2 separate regions of the Homo sapiens genome follow, and region 2 is linked to region 1. Evidence: chromatin loops called from intact Hi-C (ENCODE). Cell type or tissue: Caco-2. All regions are shown on one strand. Links, peaks and the distances in the headings refer to the core of each region. The heading gives the core; the rest is flanking DNA.

Region 1 (4,399 bases), core at 314-4,313:
TTATTCAAATATATCCATGAATATATAATTACAGACTGTATATAGAGAGTCTCCAATACCACTTTCAATGGTGGATTAGCTATTAAAGAGTGGGGTGGAACCAAGACTCAGATAGGCAGGGCTATTAAGAAGTTAGTGCCATAATCTAGGTAAGGAAAGATATTGGCCAGAGGGAAGCATTCCTTGACCACCAAATGAGACTAGTCCTCCTTTATAGAGCTCCCTTAACTTCCTGTACATTTCTTTCATAGCCCTTGTCTCAGTTTATAATTAGGCATTTGTGTATTTGATCACTTGATGTTTGTTCCCCAACTAGATTGTATGTTCCATGAGGGCAGGTCTCATGTCTGTGTTGTTCTCCCTTGCGTCCCCAACACCTAGCATGGTGTCTGATGCATATTTGTTGAGTAAATAAATGAAGAAAAGGGATAGTAATTGTAAAGAGGAGTTTGGAATTCTTGAGAGGAATGAAGTATCTCTAAACCCTCTATTTATCCATCCCACAGAAGGAATCTTAGTTTAATTTGGGAATAAGCCTAAATTCCCCAGAGAATCTCTCACCTCAACTCGCGGGGGGGGGTGTGTATTTCTACATTCTTGAAAGGAAGTAGGGTTGTTGATCTGATTGATTTTGCAAATCAAATATGCAATTTTTTGTCTTAGTATTCTGTGGGCCAGCCAGGGATAATGGCTTGCATCTGAATCCCAGCTACTCAGGAGGCAGAGGTGGGAGAATCACTTGAGGCCAAGAGTTCCATACCAGCCTGGGCAACAAGCGAGACCCTGTCTCTACAAAAATAAAAAATCAAAAATTACCTGGGCATGGTGGCACATACCTGTAGTCCTAGCTACTGGGGAGACTGAGGTGAAAGGATGGGTTGGGCTCAGGAATTTGAGACCAGCCTGGGCAATATAGTGAGACCTCATCTCTACAAAAAATTAAAAAAATAAGATTAGCCAGCATGGTAGCTTGCACCTGTAGTCCCAGCTACACAGAAAGCAGAGGTGAGAGGAATGGCTTGTGCCCAGGAGTTTGAGGCTGCACAGACCCATGACCACAGCACTGTACTCCCACCTGGGTGGCAGCATGAGACCTTGTCTCAAAAAAAAGAGAAAGTTTATTGTATAAGTACCTAAAGGGAACCATGGGAAATTATCGTTTTCTGACTTGGCTTATGACATTGCATTGATTATTCTTGAAAATTCTAGTTACAGAAGCTTATTCTGGAGTATACAAATACTGCTACAGCACTTTTATATGAGATACTTCTGGTCTTTCAGCAGGTACAATTTTTAAAAATTATATTTTTACATATTTTATGTAACTATAAATTACATGACTATTATATATTATGATATATGTATATTATGTGATTATGTTATATGATTAATAATATATCAAAAATGCTTGTACTTGAGATGGTCTCCAAAACTGGTTGATTTCAATGATATGAACTTTGCTCTTAAGTGCTCATCTAGTTTATTTTCCAAAACTGATTTTAAGGATTCGATTAATCAGGATAAAAATGTATTTAAGAATGAGTATCCTTTTATATACTACTTGAACTTTATGAATATAACTTGTTTATTTCCTTGAGTCTTTTAGGGAAATCTCGGATTGGGATCCACAAAGTTTGCTATTAGCTGGATAATGTCCTTTCTACAAAGCTGTCCTCCCATCGTAAGTATCTAGAAGTCAAAACGAAATCACCCCCAAGCCTAATTAAACAGATACTCTTGTGCTTAATTAATAAAACACAGATTTTCCCTGTGATGTAATCAAGTTTATCAACCAGAAGCAAAGTGTAAATTTGACAGTTTATTATTTAATTGATAAATCGTTTTTACATTTTGGACCTGAATGTTTAAGGTACTGAAATTATATCTTAAATGGGAACGTTATTTCATGAAAAACTCTAAGATACATGTAGAAAACAGAATATTAAATTATTAGCTGTATAATTAGGTAAAAAGATAAACATTTACCTTAAATAGTGAGCATGAATCTAACACTTGGGATCATTTGTGTGCTCTGTCCCACAGACACCATCCTAGTTCCTATTATCACCATTTCTTTCCTTGATGCTACAATCACATCTCAATGGTCTGTCCCTGTCTTCCCACCAGATTACAGGCTGAGGGATCCATTTGAAATAAAAATCTGATTGTCATCCCTTGCTTCAAATCTCTCAATAACTCTTCCTTCTGAATGAAGACTAAACTCCTTAACATGGCCTACAGGGCCCTGCGTGCTATGGCCGACAGCTTCCTCTGGTCCCTCAGCCTCCCTGCTGTGTGGGTCTCTTGCTCACCATCCCTCTCCCCACCACCACCCCCCTCCCTGCAGCTGCATCACAGGACCTGTACCGTTGCATCTGTCTCTCCATTGGAAATGCTTTCCCTCCCTTTTTCACCTGGTCAACTTCTACTCATCCCTCAGGCCTCAGGGCCCCTTCCTGGGGTGTGGCAGTGGAGGACGCTTCTCTGCCCCCCGTGACAGGGGAGATTCCCTCATTAGAGGCACAAACAGTGCATGGCATGGTGTCCTCTTCCTCTGCTTTATAGGCCTCGTCACTGTTGCAGTTTGCATTTGTTTGTGTTATTATTTGCTTCTGCCGTGTCACAGCCATTAGTGCCCACTCATATTCTGTCTCTGCCTCCTTCTGGGCACATGGTGGGACTGCACTTCCCTCTCCATGTGAAATTGTGGGGTGGAGGCGGTCTCTGTGGCTGCTTTGGCTAATGAAATGTGATCAGAAGTGGCCTATGTCACTTCTGGGCAGAAGCTTTAAGAGCCAGTATGTGCCACCTGGCATTCTCTTTTCCTTCGGCATAGCACCCACAAGGTGGCTGCCCTGCCTGCAGATGGCCAAGAGTAACCACAGTGAGCAGAGCCCTGCAGACCCCTCTGGGACATGCAGTGTGAATGAGTAATCAACCTTTGCTGTTTCAAGCAAAGCACTGGTATTTTGGGAGGTTTGTTACCACAGCATAATCTAGTCCATCACGACTGATACAATGTCTTTCTCTTCCAACAGACTGCCAGTGCCGTGAGGGTAGAAGCTATGTCTGTTGTGCTAGGCACACCATAAATGTTCAGTAAAATATCTGCTGAATTAATTGTAGTAGAGGCTTTATCCCTTAATCTCTTCCCACCTCCTCAAACTTATGCATTCAGTCAACAAACACTTAATTGGAAATCTCTTCAAAAGAGTAATCTAAACTAAATTTCCATTGCTGATGGACACGAGGTAATATGTTCTTTTTTTTTTTTTTTTTTTTTTGAGACAGAGTCTTGCTCTGTTGCCCAGGCTGGAGTGCAGTAGTTCTGCGATCTCAGCTCACTGCAACCTCCACCTCCCAGATTCAAGCAATTCTCCTGCCTCAGCCTCCCAAGTAGCTGGGATTACAGGCACCTGCCACCATACCCGGCTAAATTTTGTATTTTTTAGTACAGACGGGGTTTCGCCATGTTGCCCAGGCTGGTCTGGAACTCCTGACCTCAGGTGATCATCCACCTTGGCCTCCCAAATTGCTATTACAGGCATGAGCCACTGTGCCCGGCCTGTTCTCTTTCCATATATGGACACGCATCTGTTGGACCATCAGTGGTCCCCTGCTGTTTCTCTAGAGTGATGTTGGGTCTGTTCTATGGGATCTAGACTGTCTTGTCAGATCCCTATGACATATGTTTACACAAAGCTGGCTGGGGCCAGAGGGTACATTTGTCAGTAGAACAGCCAGCTGCCTTCTACAGAAGTTGAGCCCATGAACTTGTCTTCCTCAGTAGCACACAGGCCCCAACCAATCTCAGACCATTTCACAGAATGTTTGAAAGTTATAGTCATTCACAGCAATGGAAGCTCATATGTGCAAGATGCAAGACCCCTTTGTTTTCTGTGTGGTGGCTGCAGACCCTATTACATGGACTGATGTGTGGAAATCTGGGTTTTACAGACTCCACGTAACAGGAAAGTTTCTTTTTATTTATTTATTTTTTTATTTTTATTTTTTTACTTTCATTTCCCATGTAAGCCTTCCTGCATGGTATTTATTTATTTATTTATTTATTTATTTGAGACAGAGTCTCCCTTTGTCACCCAGGCTGGAGTGCAGTGGTGCGATCTCGGCTCACTGCAACCTCCACCTCCTGGGTTCAAGTGATCCTCCTACCTCAGTCTCCCAAGTAGCTGGGATTACAGGCACCTGCCACCACGACTGGCTAATTTTTGTATTTTTAGTAGAGACAGGGTTTCACCATGTTAGCCACGCTGGTCTCAAACTCCTGACCTCAGGAGATCCTCCCACTTCGGCCTCCTAAAGTGCTGGGATTACAGCTGTGAGCCACCGTGCCTGGCCGCATTTATTTATTTTAAAAAATTTTTAAAAATGAGATGGG
Region 2 (4,399 bases), core at 209-4,208, 49 kb before region 1:
TCAGGGGAAGACTATTGGAGATGCTAGGGAGGTGGGGTACTCAAGTCTCCCCTTCTTTTGGCTTCTGCCTTTGGGAGCCTGCTGTTTCAGGCCAACTCATCAATTTCAGTTCCACACTATATTAATGAAGATAATCCCGAAGCTCAGAAGGACCTAGATTATCAAAGATTCATGTATGTGTACTATTCTGCCTTTTACAAAAAGATAAAACCACACACTTTTAGAGAAGTCAATTGAATATGAGATCTCATTTTCCCCCAGTAGTCCTTCGGTGTAAAGTTAAATAGACTGTAGGGGCTTGAATTTACTTATCAGAAAGTTAGAATCTGGGACACTCATTGCTGCTGCTTCTTTTCTTCTTCTTCTTCTTCTTTTTTTTTTTTTAGACAGGGTCTTGCTCTGCTGCCTGGGCCAAGTACAGTGGTGTGATTATGGCTCACTAAAGCCTCGACCTCCTAGGTAGCTGGGATTACAGGCATGCCCAGCTCCACTGCTGCTGCTTAATGTGGTGTTACTGCTTTGAGATTAGTCTACACTCTTAACACATGCTGACTGGGCAATGTGAGGACTTAGCCTAGATCTTCTGGGGTGTGGAAATAAAGCTGACCTGGAATAATGGCAAAAGTCCATGTTTATTTCAATCTTGGTCATGTATAAGAATCTCCCAAGGGCTCGTGGAGAGTACAGACTCCTAGGCTCTACTCCAGGCTATGGAATCCTCAGCTTTAGGGACAGTGTTCAGTTGTCTGTTTTTGGTAGCTACCTAGATGATTCTGTTAGCTAGCTACCAAGGTTTGAGAATTGCTGGCCTAAATAATCTACAATGACATCAATCTTCCCCTGGATTATTGGAACTCCTGAGTTCATAATATGTCTCTAACTCACCCATCAACTTCTATCTCCACTGCCAAAACTCCACTATCACCTCTCATCACTTCTGCAACACCTCTACTACACTCTCCACCTCCATTCTCAGTACCTGTCTGCCTCTGCCTGAATCCATTATCCACCTTAAAGCCAAAATGATACTTTCCAAATGTCCCTTTCTTGCTTAAAACCTTTCAGTGGTATTCCATTGCACAGCAGATAAACCTTTTACCACGTCTAGACATCCCAGCAAGAACTGGCCGTTGCCTACCGCTCCAGCTTCACCTCTTACTTCTCTTGTTCATCTCAATAGTTGGAGCACTGCAAACTCTTTCCAGCTCAGACCTTTGAACTTCTTACCCCTCTTAACATTGCTTTTCACATGGCTCACTCTTTCTCATCCTTCAGATCTTAGCTTAAATGTCCTCATCCCAGAGAGTTCTTGCTTGATCACCTAGTTTGAAGTATGCCACCCGTCAACAAACACACACAAGTTTTCTTTATCAGACTGCTTTGTTGATTTCAATTGCACTTTTGTAAGTTATAACTACATGTTCATTGCTTATTGTCTGTCTTCCCACTAGAATGCAAGCTCCATGAGAGCTGGGACCTAGATATTCTTGTGCACTGATATATTTCTAGTGTTGGCCCAGTGCTTGGTACATACTAGGTGCTTAATATTTGTTGAATGAATAATCATATTCTTTACAACCTAGCCTGGCTTGCATAATATTGGCTTGTGGGAGTGTGATTTGCTCTAAATCCATGTAATAATAAACCATGTTTGGACAGAGTTTATGTATTTCCATTATTGCCCTGAAGAATGTGACTTATGAGCTTCTGCGGGGAGGGCTCTGCCTTGTAGCAGGGCACTGAGTGAAATTCTTAACATGGTCTTTGTAATTGGAAGGATTGAAGGAGGGGCAGTTCTAGGAATAGGCATCCACATGCTCCCATAGTCAAGTCTTCATTTCAGCATGTAATTCCCCACATTTCTGGGATACTTTGAGAGTTCCATTGTTTTCCTCCAATTTAGAAAAATAAAAGAGGTTTTTAGTTAATGTTTGCAGCTGGGCATGATGGCTCACGCCTGTAATACCAGCACTTTGGGAGGCCAAGGTGGGTAGATTGTTTGAGCCCAGGAGTTTAAGACCGGCCTGGGCAACATGGTGAAACCCCATCTCTTAAACAAACAAACAAAAAAGCAAAAATTAGCTGGGCTTGTGGCATGTCCCTCTAGTCCAAGCTACTCACACCACTGCATTCCAGCCTGGGTGACAGAGTAAGACCCTGTCTTGGCAAAAAAAAAAAAAGGAAATGTTTGCAGTAGTTGTTTTAGGTTACTGTGGAGGTTAAAACTCTGTTAAAAGTGACAGAAATGCATTTTAGGTTTAAAAAGGGAATTTATTGGAATTACTGCGTCAACTCATGAAATTCAGTATTCATTCAACAGATATATTTAGAAATGGAAATATATAAAGATATAGATACAGACAGAGATCTCTCTGTCAGTCTAATCTGGCATATTCGAATTGCTGGGCTCTGTGTTCTATTTTAAATGTATGAATACAATGGTGAGCAAACTCAGTAAAGCTTAGAAATGGAATCCTGGGAACGTAGGAATGGTAAGAACGGAATTTAGACACAGCTGGAACTGGGGGCTTGAGTGTCCCAGGACTCAGTCCCTGTCTCCTTCTCTGATGTTTGTGTGTCAATTGCATCTTCTCTCCCTGAACACCACATCCTCCATGGGGCAGCACACGAGTCACTGACTGTCTTAAATTCACATTTTACAGCTTCCACCACCAGACAAAGGCTAACTCACACACTTACTTGTATTGAATTTTTAAATCCTGAAGAAAGTCTCTGATTGCCCAGCTTGAATAAATGACACACTGCTGAAAAATATTCACCACAGCCGACAAATCAGGGTCTTTAAAAACATGGCAGCTTCTGTGTGCTCTGTTTGTAGAGGAGAGGAGTAGTTTCCAAAAAAAGGAGGGTGAAGAGGGAGCTGGGTCTACTGTCCCATAGTTTTTTAGCACTGTCATCTCCATAATTAAACATTTGAGTTAGAAGCCTAAACAAAAGGCAGGGTGGGATAGAAAACACTAAGTAGAGGACTAAAGGATGTTATCATGTACAGAGATTTGAAACACCTCCTAGGTGCCATGTTTTGGGCCTAATGATGAGAAGCTGCAGGCCACAAGAAGGATGTTGTTATCAGAAATGGGGCCTCGCTATATTGGCCAGGTTGGTCTTGAACTCCTGGGCCTCAAGTGATCCTTCCACCTCGGCCTCCCAAAGTGCTGGGATTACAGGCATGAGCCACCATGCCTGGCTCAACCAAAGACTTTAAGGCAACTGTTATAACCATGCTCTAAGAAGTAAGTATGAACCCCTTTGAAGCAAATGGAAAGACAGAAAGTCTCAGCAAGAAATAGAAGACATAAAAAAGGGACCAAATGGAAAGTTTAGAATGAAAAACATACTATAATAACTGAAATTTTAAAAATTCACTGAATGGCTCAATAGCTGGAATGGAGATGACAGAGGAAAGTCACTGAATTTGAAGATAGATGAATAGAAATTATCTAGTCCGAACAAAAGAGAATAAAGATTGAAGGAAAAGACAAACAGAATCTCAGGGTACTGTGTGGCAGTATAAAAAGATCTAGTATTCATGTCTTCAGAGTCTTAGAAGGAGAGGAGAAAAAGTATAGTGCAGAAAAATAGCCAGGCACAATGGCTCATGCCTGTAATCCTAGCACTTTGGGAGGCCTAGGCTAGAGGATCGCTTGAGCCCAGGAGTTCAAAACCAGCATGGGTAACATAGTGAGACTCTGTCTCTAAAAATAATAATAATAATAATAAATTAAATAAATGTAAAAAAAAATTAATGAAAAGAAAAAGTATTTGGAGGAATAATGACAGAAAATTCTCCAAATTTGGTAAAAGATATACACTTACAGGTTCAAGAATCTCAGTGAACCCCCAAAAAGATAAACTCAAAAAAATTCCACATCCAAACACATCATGATCAAACTGCTGAAAATAATAAAGGAAATTAAAAGATACTTAGAACTTAATGCCAATACATACCAAAGTGCATGCAACTGAGCTAAAGCAGACTTTAGAGGTCTGCTCTAAAGCTGTATTTACAGCTTTTACTGTATTCACCAAGAAATAAGAGAGTTTAAAAAAATAAATGAGTTAAACATTCCACTTAAGAAATTGTAGGCTGGGGCAGGGTGCAGTGGCTCACACCTGTAATCCCAGCACTTTGGGAGGCGGAGACAGGTGGATTGCTTGAACCCAGGAGTTTGAGACCAGCCCTGGCAACATAGTGAGACCCCATCTCTACAAAAAATTTTTAAGTTTGTAAAAATAAAAGAGAGATTTCAAGCTGGGAACAGTGGCTCATGCCTGTAACCCCAGCAATTTGGGAGACTGAGGCAGGAGGATCACTTGAGGGCAGGAGTTTAAGACCAGCCTGGGCAATGTAGTGAGACCCCCATCTCTACAAAACAAA

The links. Hi-C counts contacts between places; a loop is a spot of excess contacts. Peaks named below come from ENCODE experiments on the same cell type or tissue, not always from the same donor. Only the 100,000 strongest peaks of a DNase experiment are listed, where the experiment ranks them.
Region 2: a loop joins it to region 1, with 2.4 times the contacts of the local background. A loop is called at or near these places in 2 of 110 quality-filtered maps.

Annotation. Positions count from the first base shown.
Region 1 is chr12:64,272,183-64,276,581 of GRCh38, reverse strand. C12orf56 (chromosome 12 open reading frame 56) reads left to right here. Exons shown (of 13, transcript NM_001170633.2): 10 at 1,210-1,284; 11 at 1,607-1,681. Among named protein-coding and RNA genes, the nearest start is that of KICS2, 52 kb to the right of the region's middle. In Caco-2, for the core only: a CTCF peak has its summit at 2,612 (motif pointing left); no DNase peak of the experiment used is centred there.
Region 2 is chr12:64,321,347-64,325,745 of GRCh38, reverse strand. The region is part of intron 3 of C12orf56 (chromosome 12 open reading frame 56); the gene reads left to right. Among named protein-coding and RNA genes, the nearest start is that of C12orf56, 67 kb to the left of the region's middle. In Caco-2, for the core only: no CTCF peak of the experiment used is centred there; DNase peaks (open chromatin) are centred at 1,715 and 2,095.